Regions from separate parts of the Homo sapiens genome. Here region 1 is linked to region 2. Evidence: chromatin loops called from intact Hi-C (ENCODE). Cell type or tissue: Calu3. All regions are shown on one strand.

Region 1 (5,000 bases), 260 kb before region 2:
GTTTGGTTTCTGAATGTAGTAAGTCTCAGATTCTGATAGCTCTTAGACATCTCTTCAAAAAGGATCATCAGTAAGATCATTTTAACCAAGGGAAAAATACTATCCTACTTAATATGTATTGAGAAATTATTTCTACCAAATATACATAAGTTTTTCATGCATAAATTCACATAATACTCACTATAAGATATACAGTTACTATCCCCGGTTGAAGAAAGGGAAACTGATGCAGAGAAAAGTTGAGTAATTTCCCTTAGGTTAACAGGTAGACAGAATAAGAGCCAGGATTCAAGCCCAGGAAATCTGGTTCCAAAGGCAGTGCATGTAACCACCAAGCTTTATTGCCTCCACAAGTCATTATTAATTGAATCATTATATCATGTTATGTTTTAAGGAGTGGAGTTTTGTTAAATGATTTTGTGAATATAAATGAATACCAATAATTAAGGACACACTGCATATACCATGCTTTTTGTCTAGAATTATCTTTCCTCTTCACCATCTTCTCTTACAGTTCAACTTTAATGTTAGCTTCCCCAGATCCACCTCTCTAACTTAGAAGCCTTTCTATCTTCATAGTGTAGTGCTATCATGTCATGTATCACATAGTGTAGTAATGATATATTTAACTTTCTCTCCACTTGGACTCTAAGCTCGCTGGGGGAAGAGACTCCATCTTCTATGTCTTTCTATCACTAGTAATATTACTTGTTATGTAGCAGCCACCTAAAACACGTTGGATTTACAAGAGGATGAAAGAAGAAAATAATTGATAAATACTTGGTTGCAATAGATGGATAATTGGGTGAAGGATGTATAGATTTATTGATGGATGAATACATGGATGGATGGAAATATAAAAGAATAAGTGACATACACATAGGAAACATATGAGTCAGTCCAATGTGTGTGCCAGTTTTAAATAGACAGAGCTTCCTGGGTGTATTTCTAAAAAGAGGAACTTTGAAAAAAAATTCAGTCATTTTTCTACCTTATCTTTAATTACTATTCTTTTTTCTATTGTTTTATTTTAATGGCCATTAATGATGACTCAGTCAGCTGGTGATAAATTTGTTCTTGGATGTTTTCTCTACTTTTTTGTTATGCATATATCAAAGTTTTTGGCTTGATTTCACTCCTCTTAAGTAAAGGGGACTTTTATTCCTCTAATTACCTTCGAATTACCAGGAATGCACTGCATTCCTGACTCCCTGGATGTAGCCCTCCACCCACCTCAGCCGTTTGCCTATCAGGCGCTACTTGAAGGTTTGGCTTCTAGAACCCCTGCTAGATTTAGCAATGAAAGCAGCATAAATTCCTAAGCCTACCGTCAAGTGTGAATCCTCTACTTCAGAACAGATATATCATCCTGGCCCCAAAAAGAAACAGACCAAATAATATTTCCAATATTGTAATAAATTCATCCACTCCAAGTATTGTGTTGTATTTACTCACCAGGCAGAGCAGGAAAAAAAATGTTTTTGTCATTAATAACCAAAGTATCGTAAGAAAACATTAATTTCACTTAAAAAAAAAAGACATGGAAACTGTAGGCTACCATTACGGATGCCCTTATGATATAGCTTATAAATACAATATTCTATTAAGAATGTAATTGCTAGAGACATTGCTCCATGAAAGATGTGAGGTTGTTTACAAGAAAAAAATGTCATGTCCTCGTTCGAGAGTTGTTTTGGATGACTACTTATCAGGGTTTAAAAATATAAAGGCAAATAAAGATTGGTCTTTCTACTTGAGGTCAGTAGTTCACTGATTTTTGTCAAGAAAAAGAGTTTATTAGATTTCCTTTTACACTATCAGACAGCTTCTCATTTTTTATGTGATAGACTATGTAATTGTTTTTCACAGTGGTATGTTATCTATCTCTGTATATACACACATACACATACACATATATATTTACCCTCTGACACTGCATTTACTGTGGAAGTGTACCAAAAATCTATTTAAGATGCAAACATCAAAGAGGAAGGGGAAAAGGAGTCCTATTGCCACTCTGTGTAGATATCTGTGAAAGTCGCCTAAAGACCAATTGATCAAATACAAAAATCATCACAACTGCTAAAGGCTGCCAACATAATCATTTAAAGCAATGCAAAAGTAGATGCTGAAAAACGTGGGTTACCAAAGCATTCTTTACCTCTGGCTCCCCACTCTGTGCTGTATCATATTCTTGCAAGTCTCATTGGGATGCTTGGTAAACACACTTCACCTTTCTTTCTTCAGTTTCAGGGTAGAAAGGGTCCCTTTAACTCCTGAAGACAGTAAATCACAGTCTGTGTGGTGGTTCTCAGAAGACACTTAAAGGACTGAACTGGATGCTCTACATAGCACCCTTGCCAAAAGGGTTCGGAAATGACTTCCAGCTTCCCACAGTAATAAAATGGCACTGTTTGGCATCTTCGAGGTAATAAAAGTGAATTTTTTCCATTCTAGTAAATGAGAAGAGAGGCCTGGTTGTTTTAAAAACTGATTTAAATTCGTGTGTTTTCCTCACATTATAGAGCGTGATATGAGCACACTTAGGTGAACTTCAGACCATCTCAGAACATTACTATCAGCAGCTCTCTGGGGCAGAACAGGATGTGCTGGTGGGTGGTGCAAGGGAGGCTGGAAGGATGGCCAGGTGCCCTGGACACTGCCGCCGTGATACGATAGGTGGCGCTCTCCCCTCTGAGTCCATGTGAACGATCTCCGAACGTGCTCTTTGGAGGATATTACTTTGCTTGAAGGAAATGTCTTGGACGTTCATCAGTGTTTCTGGCACTGTTTAACAGCTGCTGAGTCTCATAGCAGACTCTGGCTGTATTTTGGTGATGGGAAAAGCTTTAGAAAACAGATTTCCTGTCTTTAAGGAGGAGGCTTATGTTAGGCATTATTGTCATTTGTATACAAGACTTTTTATAATTCGATTTCACTCTCCTCCCAGTTGCAAAGGAAAATCTTTTGTCATTCCTGTTTGACTCATAGGGTCTAGGAAGAAGTTTGATCATCTTCCGTTTCCCATCTGGTTATTCATAAGACACCTGCATCTCTGTGATTTCTCCTAGACTACACAATGCTACCAACTGACAACAGACGTTGTGTAAAGAAAGGCCACCTTTCAGAAAAGGAACCTGAACATTAAAAGCTTGTCAACCAAACACAAGGGATATAGCTTTTATTCCTTATTTCAACTGCACCAGAAGTGGAAATTATAACTCTTTTAAGCAGAAAAGACAAGATTGACACTTTTTACATAGAATCCAACCCACATTTGTCTTTGTTTATATGTTGCAATTAAAAGGCTATTATAAACAAATTAGTAGTATCACGGAAGAATTTTGAATGACTTGCTGATGTCAACTACTGCCAAATACCCTTATCTACTCACCACATTCTTAATTAAGAAACACCAGTGTGTGTGTGTCTTTGTTAAAATTACTCAATAGTGGCCTCAGTAGTTACAGACTAGTCCATTAATTTATTAAAGAAGTTCAAAAGATTATTACAAAAGAAGCAGGATGTAGACACACCCAGTTTAATAATAGTGGGGAAGAGAGGGGTCCCTAAAAAAAGATACGATAAGAGGAAAGGGAGATACCACTGCAGTTCATAATGATGGTTGGTAAAGAGTTGAGTACATGCTTTTAAGTTTGGACAGCTCGGTTCAACAAAGTAAGAATTAGCTGTAAATGCTAATGTCTTTGGCTTACAAATACTCCCTGCGAGTATGACCCAAATCAGAGCATCTGACTTCAGTGGGTGACCATCTGCGATAAAAAGGAGAATGTTTCCTTCTGGGCTAGTCCTGAAATACTAATAGAGGCAGCATTCCTGCACATACTAGGAAATCAATAAACACCTGCTGAATGGATGAATACATGAATAAACATTTGAAGAACAGTATCTCCTTTTCCTTTTTTTTTTTTTTTGAGACGGAGTCTTGCTCTGTCGCCCAGGCTGGAGTACAGTGGTGCGATCTCAGCTCACTGCAAGCTCGGCCTCCCGGGTTCATGCCATTCTCCTGCCTCAGCCTCCCGAGTAGCTGGGACTACAGGCGCCCGCCACCATGCCAGGCTAATTTTTTGTATTTTTAGTAGAGACCTTTAGTAACAGGGTTTCACCATGTTAGCCAGGATGGTCTCGATCTTGTGACCTCACGATCCGCCCACCTCGGCCTCCCAAAGTGCTGGGATTACAGGCGTGAGCCACTGTGCCTGGCCGGTCTCCTTTTCCTTATTGCTAAAACAGAAGTAATGTTACTTTCAGCAAATTTGTAAGGGTGAAAACAGTTACATTCTTGATCTTTAAAGTGCAATATATTTATCCCCCATATTTCTTTTTTTAAATATAGAAACTGTACTGTATATACCCTGAACAACCTTCTTGCAAAAAAAAAAAGAAAAGAAAAGAAAAGAAAAAACACAAAATTTAATGGCCAGCACATTCATCTCTACCTCTTACATTAACAGAGACTTGCTAAAGAGTTTTTATGGTTATACTTCAGCTTGTTCCCTGCGTGCTACCTCCTCTGTAACTTGACTTTAAATTATCTGTTTATCTTCTCATATTCCAAATATTATTGAATACATGTAGTAGATTAAATAATCAGTTTCCTTTGAATATCTTTAGCTGTGATTTCCTATTTTAACGTTCACATTTTGCATCCAAATGGTATTTGTCTTCATATAATTGATAAAATTCCATTTATTCATTCATCTAACATATATATTGGTTGAATGTCTATCATGTATAAGATAACCTACTAAATGTAGAAATTCACCAGAAAATACTCAACTTCTCTTCATTCCACAAATTCAGAGTTCCCTAATACTACGGGTTTACTTTAATTTGGTCAGTGGTGCCAAGTAGTCATATAGGTGAAATAGTTCCTTTAGAAGAGTGGTACTGAAAGTTGTCCATTCTTAAGAAGCATCTTTGATTATGTATGTAGTAAAACAGGTTCTGAAATTAATTATCTTAGAATTGGGCTCAGT
Region 2 (5,000 bases):
ATTAGATATAATTCTGGATACTAACACCATTTGAAAAATTAAAATATGTTTTTGCATTTCTAGTATAAAGTAGGCATAAAAAATTAAAAGAAATAAAGTAAGCAAGATTTTGAGGGTGTATCTAAGTATTTTTTTTAAATTCAGCATTCTCTAAAGAGCATTGTCAAAATATAGAGGTATAATTAATGTAAAATTATAAGTTAATGTCCAAGACATCTACTTTTAAAATATTATAAGTAATAAAATTTACATCTACTGCGTATTTATAAGATCTATGTGATTTATGCACCTCTGTTGTAAGATTTAGGTAACTTGATTTAAATATAATGTCTAACTCTCTCAGTGAATCATTATTGAAAAGAGTGTTGAATTTTTAAACTTTTTGAAATCATTATGAAATCTCTTTTCTAAAAATTATCTTTAAAAATCAAAGCTAAATGCTTCTAATAATATTTAGTGAGAAACTGTAGTAGCACCTAATTTATTAGCTTCACCATGGAATGAAGTATTTCATATAAGCAAGTTTTCCGACCAGGCTCAGAGGTTCATGCCTGTAATCCCAGCACTTTGGGGGGCGAAGTGGGGCGGATCACACACGAGGTCAGGAGTTCGAGACCGGCCTGACCAACATGGTGAAATCTCATCTCTACTAAAAACACAAAAATTAGTCGGACATGGTGGAGCACACCTGTAATCCCAGCTACTCAGGAGGCTGAGGCAGAAGAATCGCATGAACCTGGGAGGCGGAAGTTGCAGTGAGCTGGGATCGCACCATTGCAGCCTGGCGACAGAGTAACACTGTCAAAAAAAAAAAAAAGCAAGTTTTCCTGGTTATTATAGCTTGCCCCCTTGTGTATGTTATGAAAATCAAATGTAATAAAGTATACAAAAGTGTTTTAGATGGAATATAATTTCACTTGCTTGGATTTTGTTTTTGCTGGGGTTTTTTTGTTTTGTTTTTGCTTTTTTTGAGACGGAGTCTCACTCTGTCACCCAGGCTGGAGTGCAGTGGTGTGATCTTGGCTCACTGCAACCTCTGCCTCTGAGTTCAAGAGATTCTCCTACCTCAGCCTCCTGAGTAGCTGGGATTACAGGCATGTGCCACCAGGCCCGGCTAATTTTTTTTTTTTGTATTTTTGGTAGAGACTGGGTTTCACCATGTTGGCCAGGCTGTTCTTGAACTCCTGACCACTAGTGATCTGCCCACCTCGGCCTCCCAAAGTGCTGGGATTACAGGCGTGAGCCACTGCGCCTGGCCCACCTGCTTGTTTTAACTAAGATTAATGATGATCAACACTAACTGTAGGATTCCCAAGTTTGTTACAAAGATACCTTCCTCAATATCTTGCTCCTAATATTAGCACCACATTATTACATTCTTTTAGTTTTTATCTGTGGTGTTCTGTCTTCTTGCTCTAAGACTGTCCATCAATCTGGACTGTTTTATCTCTACCTTATTCTCCTCCCTGCCTTCTCTTTCTAGTTTCAGGTGGATTTGTTTATCTATTTTCCCAAATTCCAACAGACACAAGTTGGAATTTGGGACAATAGGTAAACAAATACACCTAAATTACATCTGTAGTATAAATAGATCTGGGTGAGTATCTAGTAAGTTCCTGTAAATTGAGGCGGATGTGCTTTTATTATAAGACTTTTAGCCGCCACTGAGGCACACAACTATAGTCCCAGATACTGAGGAGACTGAGGCGGGAAGATCATTTAGAGCCCAGGAGCTCAATGCTGTAGTGTGCTATGACTGCACAGCACACTGCACTCCAGCCTGGGCAATGTAGCAAGACTCCATCTCTAAAAACAAAGACTATGGGAGTATATATTTAGGCTACTAAATGTGCATTCATTGAACAAGTATTTATTATTTACTGTGTTTCAGTCACATAATTAGACAGATATGGTCCTTGTCCTCATGAAGCTTATAATCTACCTGAAGAGACAAACATATAAAAGACATGTTAACTATTTAATGAGATTAGATGGGTGCTATGAAGAAAAAATGCAGGATGCTCTAAGAGCATTTAAAAGAGGACACCTGGCTGGGTGTGGTGGTGCACACCTGTAATCCCAGCACTTTGGGAGGCCAAGGCGGGCGGATCATGAGGTCAGGAGATCGAGACCATCCTGGCTAACACGGTGAAACCCTGTCTCTACTAAAAATACAAAAAAATTAGCCAGGCATGGTGGCTGGTGCCCGTAGTCCCAGCTACTCAGGAGGCTGAGGCAGGAGAATGGCATGAACCCGGGAGGCGGAGCTTGCAGTGAGTCGAGATCAAGCCACTGCACTCCAGCCTGGGTGACAGAGTGAGACTACGTCTCAAAAAAAAAAAAAAAAAAAGAGGACACCTAAACTAATCTAGGAAGGCTTCCCATTTAAACTGAGACCTGGGGGAAGGATAGAATTAGGCAGGTCAGAAAAAGGACACAGTGTGTAAGGAAAGTGTGTGGTGTTCAGAGACTTTTTGTTTATTTCCAGAATCTTTCAAGTAGTTGAGATGGCTAATTTTGAAAATCTTTTAATAAATGGGTCACTTACTATATACTTTCTTTCAAAAAATTTACAAAATTCTTTGATGACTGATTGTAGTTCAGCTTATTTTCACGTGATTCTCCTTCCAGAGCTTGGAGAGACTCTTCTCTAAATTCTCAATGCATTTGCTATTTCGTTATGGAGTGTGACTCTTCTGTAACCAGGCCACTTATGCTGACTTACCTTGAGGACAAATTTCCAATTCTAGACTGTATTCTGCTCTCAATCTGATTGTAGAACTCCCACTGATGGCAGTAGGAGCTGTGCTTGTATATGTAGGAAAGTACACTGCCCTCTGTGTCATTGACGGACTCCTCTGGCACGAAGCCTAGAAGTCTGAGTGTAGATGTGAGTCTCTAAGGAAACAGAGCTCCCAGCAGTGCCACGCTGGCAGTAGTGTGAATGGAGGAAGAGAAAATAGGTGAAAAGGAAGGACACGGCATCTGGACCAGCACCCTCTAACCCACCAATCAGAGGCAGTAAGGAGAGGGAGAAGGAATTACAAAAAAATTTTTTTCCAAACATTCGAAAAGACTCTGTTTCACAAAATCATCAGTGTAGCCACATATTTCTTTATTTTGAGACAGGGTCTCGCTCTGTTGCCCAGGCTGGGTGCAATGGCACGATCTTGGGTCACTGCAGCCTTAACCTCCCAGGCTCAAGAGATCCTCTCACCTCAGCCTGTAGTTAGGACTACAGGTACACGCCACCATGTCCAGCTAATTTTTGTATTTTTTGTGGAGACCAGGTTTTGCCACGTTGCCCAGGCTGGTCTCAAACTCCTGAGCTAAAGTGATCCAGCCACCTCAGCTTTCCAAAGTGCTGGGACTACAGGCTTGAGCCGTCACACCTGGCCTCACAGATTGATTTTTAATAAGCCATATCTGTCAACATTTGCAAGGCCTGGGCAAGAGTGCAAACGGAGGCCCCAGTTCAGGACCAGCCCTAATCTCTTTCCACTCTCTGCAAAATTCTGTAGGAGAAGGGGCCTCCCAAGTATGTGCCTAACCTTCATCTCTCCCCTGTTCCTCACCCCAGACAGTCACACTGGTCAGGAGAACTGAGCCAGAGAAGAGGCCCACGCTGGCCCTAGAAGTGGGCTCCAGGCCATTTGGACAGGAAATTTTTGGAAGTGCTTGTTCTTAACCACTCACTAAACTGTACTGCCTTAGATAATGAGGAGATTCATAAAGATTTTAAATTAAGATCCATCGGTTTTAAGGATGAGAGAGCTATGCATCTTCTAAAGCTTGTTTTTAAATCAGTGTTTCTCAAACTTAATGTGCACAGAAATCATCCAGGGATCTTGTTAAAATGCAGACTCAGTCTGCAGGTCTGGGATGGGCCTTGAGATTCTGAAATTCCTTTTTTTTTTTTTAAACAGAGTTTTGCCCCGTCGCCCAGACTGGAGTGCAGTGGTGCAATCTCAGCTCACAGCAACCTCCACCTCCTGGGTTCAAGTGATTCTCCTGCCTCAGCCTCCTGAGTAGCTGGGATTACAGGCGCCCGCTACCACACCCGGCTAATTTTTGTATTTTTAGTAGAGACTGGGTTTCACTGTGTTGGCCAGGCTGATCTCAAACTCCTGACCTCAGGTGATCCACCCACCTTGGCCTCCCAAAGTGCTGGGATTACAGGTGTGAGCCACCACGCCCAGCCCTGAGATTCTGAAATTCTAATGAGCTCTCAGGTGATGCTGGTCTGTAGACCACACTTTGAATAGCAAAGCCTATGTGAATATTACTGGTGTCAGTTGTGTATATGGATATGTTTGTGTGTGTACACACTGTTACTTTGGAAAGGGAATTTTAATAGTGTGTGTAAAAAGAAAAATCATGTCAGCATTAGTTAAAAAGACATAGCTTTTAGAGCTATCATTATTTAAGATTTTTGTCTCAGATGATGTCCCAGACAACAGCCTTTCATACTGATTCCTCCTTCATATTAATCCATTATCAGTGGTGTCACAATGTCTTATCTTAGAATTGGGCTTTCAAGTGTTGCTTTAGCAGCCTTCTGTAGCCTTCTAAAACTCTGCAGATTTCTAAGATACCTATTAGAGCCAATGGAAGACTAAATGTCTCCCGGTGTAGAAAGAGTTTTTGATTAGATTTAAAAAGCTGTCATTTCTGAAATTTCCCTCCCTAAATCATTTTCAGCTTTCAACAAGCTCTTTCATGTTGCTTTCTTGGATGGATGCTGCTTCCTGGTAACTTTCTAACTATTCAAGTTAACAGTGTCCTGTGGTATGGAACTGATACATATTTAGGAACATCTTTACAAGCTAAAAAAGCACTTGGCATAGAGAAATGTTACTCTGGTATCTGCTCTGCCATAATAACTATTTTTTCTTGTATTGAGAGAAATTCAGCTACATGAGGAAGGACAATGATGCCACAGGTTGAACTGCTAAAAGCAGTTTTGAAAGCTGTCATAAAGGTTATCACTTTTCATTTAA

What was found. A loop is a pair of places that touch in the nucleus more often than their neighbours do. Peaks named below come from ENCODE experiments on the same cell type or tissue, not always from the same donor. Only the 100,000 strongest peaks of a DNase experiment are listed, where the experiment ranks them.
Region 1: a loop joins it to region 2, with 2.4 times the contacts of the local background. A loop is called at or near these places in 1 of 110 quality-filtered maps.

Annotation. Positions count from the first base shown.
Region 1 is chr1:81,411,924-81,416,923 of GRCh38, forward strand. It overlaps a transcript of ADGRL2 not described here. Among named protein-coding and RNA genes, the nearest start is that of ADGRL2, 390 kb to the right of the region's middle. RefSeq lists an enhancer at 2,561-2,855. In Calu3, a CTCF peak has its summit at 2,697; a DNase peak (open chromatin) is centred at 2,678.
Region 2 is chr1:81,667,612-81,672,611 of GRCh38, forward strand. It overlaps a transcript of ADGRL2 not described here. Among named protein-coding and RNA genes, the nearest start is that of ADGRL2, 130 kb to the right of the region's middle. In Calu3, no CTCF peak of the experiment used is centred here; a DNase peak (open chromatin) is centred at 2,890.